Linked DNA regions of Mus musculus: region 2 is linked to region 1. The links are chromatin loops, found by intact Hi-C in ENCODE. Cell type or tissue: heart. All regions are shown on one strand. Each heading gives the region's core, and the rest is flanking DNA. Links, peaks and the distances in the headings are about the cores only.

Evidence for each region. Hi-C counts contacts between places; a loop is a spot of excess contacts. Peaks named below come from ENCODE experiments on the same cell type or tissue, not always from the same donor. Only the 100,000 strongest peaks of a DNase experiment are listed, where the experiment ranks them.
Region 2: a loop joins it to region 1, with 7 times the contacts of the local background. A loop is called at or near these places in 5 of 42 quality-filtered maps.

The regions. Positions count from the first base shown.
Region 1 is chr15:64,380,171-64,385,543 of GRCm38, forward strand. It overlaps Asap1 (ArfGAP with SH3 domain, ankyrin repeat and PH domain1), which reads right to left and starts at 2,749. Exons shown (of 31, transcript NM_010026.3): 1 at 2,547-2,749. In heart, for the core only: a CTCF peak has its summit at 2,436; a DNase peak (open chromatin) is centred at 2,451; H3K4me3 peaks cover 2,505 bases; H3K27ac peaks cover 2,691 bases.
Region 2 is chr15:64,478,192-64,483,564 of GRCm38, forward strand. No RefSeq gene overlaps it. Among named protein-coding and RNA genes, the nearest start is that of Gm46509, 23 kb to the right of the region's middle. In heart, for the core only: no CTCF peak of the experiment used is centred there; DNase peaks (open chromatin) are centred at 2,640 and 4,920.

The DNA of each region.
Region 1 (5,373 bases), core at 202-5,201:
ACACAGGAGTCATATGGGGTCTCCACTGTACCCAAAGCTAGGCCAAGGCATGCTAGCAAATTCAAGCAACCATGCTGTCTTCACCCACTCACTCTGTGGGTGCTAGATTTCCCGGGACATCTGGCTTTTTACAGGCATGCTAGGGATTTGAACTCAGGTCTTTACGCTTGTACGGCAAACACTTTTCCACGGAGCCATATCCCCAACACTCTCTTAGTCCATCTTAGGAGGCAACAAGTCTAGAGCATACAACAAGTGCTTAATAAGTGTGAGATGTCACTGTCAGCATTGCTCATGTAGGGATTATCTAGGCAGATTTCTAGAAAAGACCTTGGAGCTATCGTCAGATACCCCAGTGAGAGGAAAAGAAGACGGAAGGAGAAAATGTAAGGGGCCCAGGAAGATCCCATCTGACACAATGAGACCTTGGTTGGGAAAACCCACAAACAGCACAGGGACAGGGGGCCTCTCATGTCCCCCAGACCACAGCCACCTGGGTGCAACATGGAGCAGCCAGCTGGGAGGAGGGTCTGGACTAGGAGGGCTCAGCCTGAATGCACACATTCATCTCTGGGCCTGCAGGGCCTGCACTGGTTTTGAAAATCTAGCTGGCTGTGGTTGTGGAGGGCTGGAGAGGTGTAAGGAATTTCAATTTCCTTCACCAAATGGCAAGCTTGTGAAAAAGTCCTTTCTCTCTAACATTATCACATACTAAAGAGGAAAAGCCAGCCACTGAGCTTTCAAGAAGAGGGAACTAGGTGGGCTGCCTAGCTCACAGAGAGAGGAAGATTCAGAATTGAGACTTCTGAAAAAATCTCACAGCACATTCTGTGTCAAGACAATGCTGGCTTGGAGTTCATCTGTTTCAAACAAAATGAGAGAATAGAGAAAAGCACCCCCCCACACACACACACCCATATAATAACTACAATTGTATGCTTCAAATCCACTTGAAAGCTGAATCCCAAATCCACTTGTGTCAGTGAACAGAAGTTGGACAATACTTTTTTCTTTTTCTCTTTCTTCCTTTCTTTCTTCCTTTCTTTCTTCCTTTCTTTCTTAGATTTTTTAAAATTACCATACAAGTACTAAAAACCATTATGCATTTCTAAACAGGGTAATTTTAAAACCCCTTATCTCAAAATATGTTCTTTGAGATAACTGCATAGCTCAGAAACAACAGCAATAACAGATAAGAGAACAGGAGAAGGTGCTAAAGTGGAGAGAGTTGAAAGACACAGTAACACTCCTGGTTTAGGGCTGGCAGATCACAATCTGGCATAATCAGGGTGGCCAGGCCAGGGAGTTTAGAGGCTTGGAAGTAAGCTATTCCTGGCCAGGCCACCAAGTAGTTGTGTCCATAGAATCTTTCTGAATCTCTTCCACATTAAAAGAGAAAACAGTTGTTTTCCGAGATTCTTTTCTTCTATAGCACCCCACCCCCCATCAAGCCCCTCTCCCAATGGCCACTACACAGGGGCCTTCCAACGGCCCGCCAAGAAGACCTGGCCACTCAGGCTAGGATAGACATGAAACTGGCCTAAGAATTACATGCTGTGTTTTACAATCTCAAAACATTACTCAGCAATCCTGTACCACTGCTATCCCAGAAGCAATCCTGCTAACACAACCTGATGGAGTCGATGGAAGGGGGGAAATGGTCTTTTGCATCTGTACAGCTAAGGCTAAGGTCAAGTTAACTTGGTCTAGACCTGGCTAAGCCTTTCCTTGATAAAAAGAACCCGCCCTACGAGGGCGTGAGATGATGTCTCTGGATGGATTAAACAGCAGAAAACCAGATACCAGCTAGTTTCTTTCTTTCTATTTTTTTTCTCGCTCTCGTTTAAACTTACTGTTGCTCTCATAAAAAGCATCAGGTTCCAAAATGGTACAAGCGGAAGAAGACATAAGGCACTTCTCAGCTCCCAAGGGGAATTACCACTCCCCCCCCCCCCCCCATTCCCTGTTTCTTTTCCTTTTAAGTGGTCTGGGGCCTGCCAGGCAGCGCCATGTCCAGGCCGGGACCCGCGCCGAGGGGAACTTTCCTCCGCTGCGCCCGAGACAATGCGGCGGCCAATGCCCGCGCCTCCCCGCCGCGCAGGGAGAGAGCGCCCCTGGAGAACCGGGAAAAGTGCCGAGGAGAAGGAAAGCGCCCCCAAGGGCCGGGAGAGCACCCCAGAGGAGAAGGAGAGAGTCCCAATGGGAGGGGAGAGTGCCCGGGAGGACAGAGAAAGCGCCCCAGCGGACTCCGGGAGCGCCCCGGCGTCTGCCCGGGCCTCCTCCCGGAGCGGGGAGCCTTGCGCCCCGGGCGCACACCCCCAACCCGGGTCTCCTCCGCGGAGCAGGGGAACGTGCGCTCCGGCGCTGCGGCTGCGGAATCCCCGGGCCGCCCGGCCAACCCCTGCAGAGCCGGCCGCGCGCCCCGCACGCCCCCGGCTGGTGCTCTGCGGACGGACGGGGACACCCGGAGCCCACAGGGGGTGTGCGGGTGGCCGTGCAGCGCCCCACCGCGCCTGTTCCCGCCGCCCCGCCGCCTCGCCACTCACCGGGACCGGGCGGGCCGCTGGGCATTATTCCATCGCGGGCGCGGCGAGGCCGGGCGAGGCGCGGGAGCCGAGCGCGGCGCAGGAAGGGGCGGGCGACCATGTGCCGAGGAGGGGGGAGGAGGAGGCCGGCGACGCGGAGCCGCTCTCTCGAGCCCGCTCGGCGGCGGCGGCGGTGGCGGCGGCGGGAGCGGGCTGCAGGAAATCCAAACACTTCGGCAGGAAATCGGAATCCTGACTAAGCACTCCCGGCCCGCGGCTGCCCCGCTCCGGGGGCTCCCGCCGCGTTTAACCCTTGGCCCGCCGGGCACACTTCAGGGCACAGGAGTATAGGGCAGTGTAGGAGATTCATGGGGTGGGCCTCCTTCTTGGCCACAGAAGGCAGAGGTGGGGCTTATCAGCAGAGAACCTTGGCCTTGAAGTGGGGCTTGCTAAAGCTGGGACACCAAAAGACTGTGGCCTCTCTCCCATCCTGCACTGTCTTCTCCTAGGCTACTTTCTCCTGTTCCTTTCCGTGGATTTCTATCTTCTTACCCAGTGCCTGGAGGCAAAACCTTTTGGATAGCACAGAGATGATCTGGCTAGCATTCGAGCATTCCAGGCTCTGAACCCTGGTTGGAAAATGGCCTTTTTCTCTTTCCTGCAAGTGATACTTCCTTGAGGCTTAGTTTCCCAATCAAGAAAGGAGTGTTCGTAGACTTAATTTGAAAACAAGATGCTTAGACTGGCATGTTGGAGACATCAATGATATCTGTGCTTGGGTATTACTGCACACTAGAGATGTCAGAGAAGGGAGGCTTCTAACTTGTGGGCTGTGTGTTCTGCATGTCTGTGTGGACCTAGCTCGGGGGCAGGTCTGGCCCAAGGGTGTCAGTTTCTCCCTAATTACTGGTGATTATTTTTCTTTGAGTCTTCCAGAAACTGCTGTCTGAAGAAGAAAAGATCAGCCACTGCGTAGTAGAGACCCCTTTCTGGTAAAATTAGAAACTCACCAGGCCTCACAAGATTGGAGATTTTGTTCTTAACCTGAGGGTGGGAGACTTGGGGGGAGGGCGCGTTAATAAGCCTTGAGCTGCTCCAGGGGGGTTAGGAGAACTAGCCAGGGAGTCTGGGCTGCCATGGGGAGTGATTCATTGTGGTTTCCCGAGGAAATGCCACACTTTACCTGTAGGCTGCAGTTTGGTGGTTTTACTTGAGTGTTTGAGATTCCTCTGACTCTCAAGACATAGAGGAAGGACCGCGTGTGGGCAAGTGAGAACTGAAATGACCATGCTGGGAACTGAAACTTGGGTACCAGCTCTATCTCCCAAGGACAAACAGACCTGTGCTTGGCACCCAAAGGCATGTCTCTTCTTCAACACTTTCTGTAGTTACAGGTCACAGGTAAAGCTCCAAGCTGGGCCCCAAGAACCTGGAATGCCTGCCCCTCATAGCCACCATCCTATTGGAAAGAACCTCTACCCAACTGAGGTCGGCAGATAAATCACAGAGCAGAAGTCGGGCCCTCACAGTTCACCGTTTGATCCACTGTGTCTGACACCCCCACATCCTCACCACCCGCACCTCTCCCAACATCCTGCCCCTGGTCCTGTTGCTGCATAGCTCCTGTCTCTATTGTATCTTTCCGGATGCTTGCTTAACATTTCCCCATGGCTAAGCTGCATCACAGCAGAATTCTTGACTGTCTCTTGTGTTCCCACTCTCAGTGCCAAGAACCATACGAGCACATGGGAGCCCCTCAGTCAGCACATGTTGGATATAAGGGGCAAAGACTAGAAATCCAAATCTGTCATCCAAGCATGCCAATTCACTCTCTCCCTCAGCTCCCTGAATCCTTTACTCAGAGACTTGATGTGAAGTGTTCAGTGTAATGGAAGAAGCTCCAGTGGGCTCTGCTAATGGTCCTGGGAAATGAACGCTGTGAACAATTAGGACTGTCAGTTGACATAACTGTAGTCTCTTTGGCACATCACCAGTTAATTATGCCCTCCTCTGTGCTTCCCCAGCATCTCCTCATTAAAGGTCTTGACTATTGGGCCAGGGCATGGTGGCACATGCCTGTACTCCCAGCTCTCGGAAGGATGAGAAGTTCAAGGTCGTGTTTAGATACATAGGGAATTTGAACCTCACCTAAGCTGCTTGAGACCCAGTCTCAAAAAACCAAAAAGACTACTTGTTGCATTATATGTCATATTAAATGGCAAGCCATTCTGCAGTGAAGGGAAGGGAAGGGAAGGGTCCACATTAATGACCCCTTGCTCTAAGGAAGGCCTTAGGACCAAGGTGAATTAAATCTGCTTAGCATTGGCCAAGGGACCCAATAGTTTCTTTGCATTTGTTCTCCAAACAGACAAGCAAGAAATTAACCCATCCTTTCACTATTCACCCCTCCCCCCTTTTCTCCTCCCTCCTTTGTTCTGCTTGGGTTCACTTCCCAGATGAAGTAACCGTACCTAACTCCTGGTCTCCAGTTTTGCTTCTGAGACAACTCAATTCAGAACAGCATGTTATCTATAAATTCACGCTGACTGTCTGGGCACTCCCTATGTGCCTGAGCCAAGATAGCATGAACAGGCCTCATAGTTGGGTAATACTGGAAGGTAAGGTGCACGTTCAGTAACAGAAACCAAAAAGACTAAAACACTTTTGCACTATTTTATAGTTAAGGAAACTGAGGCACCTGAATGTTGAGTGACTTGCCTGAAGCCAAATAGTTAGTGAGTGGAGGAGCTCTAGTCTCCTAACTCTTTGCTATCCATACTGCCTTTCCTGGGAGTTGAAGCCATGGGTACCAGCTGTAGCTGAATATACTCTTAAATCGCATGGAAGA
Region 2 (5,373 bases), core at 74-5,073, 98 kb after region 1:
TCTAAGCATCACCCACATGACTAAGCCAGTATGGCTATACCTACATCTATAACCCCAGAACTGTGGAGATAGAGAAGGTAGGATCCAGGGCTTGTAGACACTAGCCTAGCTGCATATTCGGGGGGAGACCCTAACTCATAGAAACAAGGCAAAGAATGATAGGGAAAGATACTTAACATCCTCCTCTGCCTACTGTGAGAATGTGCACACAAGTGTGCACACACAAAGAAATCTGCATCTTTTAATAATATTGAATTCCTAGTTAAACTATGCCATCCACAATTCAGAAAATGACACTGCCTGACTACAACTAGCCACCATCAGGTCCCATATCCAATGAGCATCTTTGGTGTTAGGTCTTATTCGATAGTACACTGAACAAAGCAAACAGGTTTCACGTCTTTGCCAAAGTTTTCAGCCTAATGGGGAGATGAACAAACATAGAAGAGTATAGAACAATCAGCAAGGCAAAGGAAGCACACACAAACACTGAACACAACCTCAGATGCAAATGACTAAAGTAAAGCCTAAGATTGGCTGGGAAAGGACAGACAGGTGTGATACCAGAACATGCTCAGCAAAGAGGAGAGTTCAGGTGCAGGTCCAGATGGGAGAGAAAGCATGTGTTGTCCCCTAAAGAAGGGGGACAAGCCAGTAAGAACCAAGGGAAGGGCAGAGACATGGTCAGAGATGGATTGTGAGCTGTCTCTCCTGACCACGGGTGCTGTTAAAGCATCAGGTCAGGAAAGCGTCACGGGTGCCATTTTCATCTCAGGCAGCTCCAAATCAGCAGGGATTGTCTTGGTCTACTCAAGGCAGCTGTAACGAAATCAAGCAGAGATTTCTTTTTTTTAAAAAAATAGATCTCAAAGCTGGACAGCCCAACGTTTGAGGAGCTCCTGTCTGTTGAGGACTGGCTGGCTGTGCCATCCTGTGGTGGAAAACAGTGGGTAAGAGGTGTGCAAGAGGCAAGAGCTTGACTTCAGCTTAATCAGCATAATCGATTCATCAGAGCAGAGTCCCCATGACCTGAAGACCTCACCTTTCCGCCCAATACTATTGCACTGGGACTTATTTCAACTTGAGCTTCGGAAGGGTTAAAAGTAACCAAGTGACAGGTACCTTGCACGGCTATGATGACACCCAACTCTGCCTTGAGTTTGTTATGTGCTGCGGTCACATCATTTCACCACTCGGGGTCACAGATTTCCACGTAGTAAATGGTGTTAGTAATAACCACCTGAAAGGGTTGTTGTGAAAGCTCACAGCGAGACACATGCAACCAGCTGGCACACGGTAGGTAAATGAACACAGGAATAAAAGAACCATTGCGCTGCACATGCGTATTCACCCTGAGTTTTTAGAGGATCCAGTTTTACAGATGCTCTCTACAGAGGAGAGTTGCTGGAAACCACGTGCAATTTCCCCTGTGGATTTGTATCTCCACAGATTCAGCTCTGGGGACCGTATGCTCATCTTAGGGATCACAGTGAAGATGGGCCTTTTCAGGGGAACAACCAAGTTGGAATGTGGGGTGAAGATGAAGCATTGGGCTCCAGTCAGACCCAAAGTGAACAAAGTGAAGACAGAGTTAAGGGACAGAAGAGCAAGCCTTGAGTATGCCAGCAGACACAATCTTACTAAGATCCAAACTTAGGTGGCCATGCCTCCATACACTGAGACTGCTCTCTACCCCTCAAGATGAGGTCTCTTCCTTGTGGTTTGGTCTCCCTCATGAGTTCATTTAATGGGGGTTTCTATGATTATTGTTTTTTTTTTAATTTTATTTTAGAAATGCTAAGAAGAGGGCTTTAGAGATGGCTCAGCAGTAAAGAGCGCTGGCTTTTCTTCTAGCACTGGCTGCTCTTCCAGAGGCGCTAAGTTCAATTCCCAGCAACTACATTGTGCTTCATAACCATCTGTAATAGGATCTGATGCCCCCTTCTGGTGTGCATGAAGACAGCATACTCATTTGCATTAAATAAGTAAATAAATAGATAAATCTTTTTAAAATGTTAAGAAGAGCACATAAAGGTAGGGAGAGAATATGTCGTGAGGGAGAAGTCTGGGGGTTAGAGGGAAGAGTTAGAGGAGAAATGAGTCACATATATTACATGCACATATGAAGTTGTCAAAGAATGAATAAAAATATTCTCAATTTTCTAAACAACATACTAACATACTACTGTCATCTTTTAAGATGTTGCTACCAGAATAACCTTTCTCAGAGAGACAGAATTAGCCTCCAGTTCTGGCCTCTCTCTTACTTGCTTGTGTTGGTTGACTCATTTCTTTAAGCCTCAGACCTTTTACTAAGAAAACGGGAATCATATTACCTGCCACATAGGTTTACTGGGAGGACTGCATGAAAGAATTCACCGATGTTTCTTAGCACAGGGGCTGGCACACTCTGCTAGTCATTATTAGCATTATCAAAAGGATAATAAAAGCTACCTCGCTTGCCAATTAGATGCGTGACAGATGGTACTTGCATTTATTATTGTTATTATAAAGGAATGCTGGAGTTTTATTGTAATCACTCTGAGGCTGATTGACAGGAAGCTATTCTCTGGGGGATTTAGGGAAGTGTAGCCAGTTCTAGGAAGCACACCCACCTGATAGTTTCCTGGACGTGGATTAGGAGTAACTGGTTCTTCCTGAATTAGGCTCAGGGAGAGAACACTAGCAGTGTGTCCCACCCAGGACAGTGTCTTCTGTCTCATGGCATCTTGGCAAACTGCAACGTATCACTTATTGAGGTCATGGTTGAAGGTCTTGGGAATTCTTTTCAGCCTGAACAATGCGAAAACAACCAGGGCAGCATCGGTGGAGGGGGCAGGTGCCTAAGGCAGCTTTGTACTCACAGGAGGTTATTTCGAAGTTCCACTGAGGGCTTCCTAGCTGAGTCTTGGTAACAACCCTTAGAACTTACTCCAAGGAGCCTGCAAGATGCCCCTTGGAGAAGCCCTTTCTCCCTGTCTTCAAAGGCTGGCCTTTAGAGGATATGGACACTTCTGTGTTCCAGGAAAGAGCCAGGAGGTGAGCTCTGCCCATAATCTCAAGGATTCAGGTATTTGGAGCAAGGGAACCTATCATCTCTCTTTGTATAGGCATCTGGATTCTGACCATGGCCATTAGTACCCCTTCTGTGAGTAGGCCTGAGACATGACTACTTGGAGAATGTGATGAGAGTGTTTCACATTTTAGACAGAATCTGGGAGTCAGGGCCAAGCTAGGCTGGACAGTTGCTATGCCCTTTGTATCTGTGTACTGTGGTCAAGTTACAGCATGGGTCTGAGCCTGGGTGTCCTTATCTCCAAATGACTTTAGTTCATGTGAATCTTGATATGTTTGTATGTAGTTCTATCATTTTGACATTTGTTTTCATTCTTCTTCCACTTTTTGTCTCTTGCCATCTTTTGAATCATTTGCACATTTCTCCCTCTCTCCCTCTTTCCCTCTCTCCCTCTCTCCCTCTCTCCCTCTCTCCCTCTCTCCCTCTCTCCCTCTCTCCCTCTCTCCTCCTCTCCCCCCACCACCCCTCTCTCCAGTGTTGGGGCTGGGGCTCAGGGCCTCGTATTCTCATACTGAGCTACCTAGCCCTGCATTACATTTTGTTTGTTCGTTTTTACAATTTTCTGGACTTAATTATGTCACTTAAATCCATTTGCTGGAATGTTACCCTTTTGCCTGATATTTGACGATGACACATTTGAGACATGCTTTGATTTATGTGAGGTCACAGGTGAACTTGCATGATGCAAATAGGGCCCTTGAAAGAAAAGGCATGAAGTAGAGAGGGAGAGAGGGAGGTAGAGAGAGATGGTGAGGTTATCCACTCTGCTTACACACCAAGAGGCAGCCATGTGAAGACTGGGAGAAGGTAGTGACCACAGCACAATATGAAAACCCTTACAAAACCTATTTTCTCCCTCACCTTGTATATCTATTCTCCAGAACTGTGCAAACTGCTTCCAGTCTGCGGTATTTTGTTTAAGTACCCTGAGAAGACCAAATAATATTCCCTCTGTTTTCTACCTTTAGTAGTTACTCTAGACTTGTGATATATACATGTAACATCTCATACTCTACCTAGAATCAACATTAGACTCTTTCCATGTGCATTTCAATGGTCTTTCTATCCTTCCCCTTTTACATTGTGTGGTCAAATATACTTCATGTACAAATTTTGAAAATCTAGACTGCCAGGATTAATCAGATTTCCTTGTGGCCCTTGAATACAGTGTTTAGAAGTTTAAGAAGAGATAAAAGTCATGTAAAGAATTTGTCATTTCCCCTGGCTGTTTCCAGTACAATTTGTTAATTTTTTTAGCATTAGCTTTTTCTGATATTTCTAATCAAGAAAATAGTATTTTCAGATGAAAGAAATATAAAAGGGATCTATACCTTATGACTGCAACTTAGACATAGCTGCATGAAATAAGCACAATGTAAGTGAATGCACTATTTTCTAAGAACCATATATTTCTATGAAGATGAAAGAATGTAGTTCCATCAGCTCTTAGAGACTGGAACTTATTTCTTAGCATATTCCCAAGTAAAGTTTGTACGTGGGAGAATTCAGCAGCTAGAGTGGGGTCTTCAGGCTTTTGTTGAGAAGAATTCAGTAATGGATTGTGAGAATTTAGGCTGTTGTTTTTTTTTTAAGTTTCTGGACGAAACATTCTTTATATATTAACACAACTAGTAGTCCTTGCTAAGAATCTAGGCTGCCTGCTTCCACTTCTCCCTTAGTAGATGAAGCCAACGGCAACAAAGAGAAAGCCTCAAGTGGCCGGAGGCCTTTCCAATTGTCATGATGAATATGAGGGCTGCAGTTCAAAGGACCAAGGAGCTTCAGACCAGATGACACCATCAGGGGACAACTTCGATGGTTCCAACCTCTGGAGGACACATTATAATCTTGGTCCAAGCAGATTTCCATTCCAGTTCCTTCTTATCTTATGTGTGGTCTGCCAGCACAGTGTTGGACTTCATGCCAAGCTAATCATTCCACCCTGGAGGCCAGCCATGAGGAAGGAATTCCGGATGGAAATCGCTGTTAACACATGGACTGCACCTTGTGCAAGAAACTGTATTTAAGCATCATAAGTTGACTCTTGGCTATGATGTTGTGACCCATGGGTCTAATAGTTATAGCAAAACCTTCACCAAAATCAGGTGGGCCTAACTTCTCAGCACATGGGTCTCAATGACTTAAATGTAATAGCTTAAATATAATGACTTAAACGTATTTACCACCCTAGGAGCCTCTGAAGTCTAAGATGGAAGGAGGTGCCCTATAACATCATAGTGGCAGCAAATTTCACACTAAATCTAGAAGAACTGCTCTAAGCTACAGGGTCAATGGCT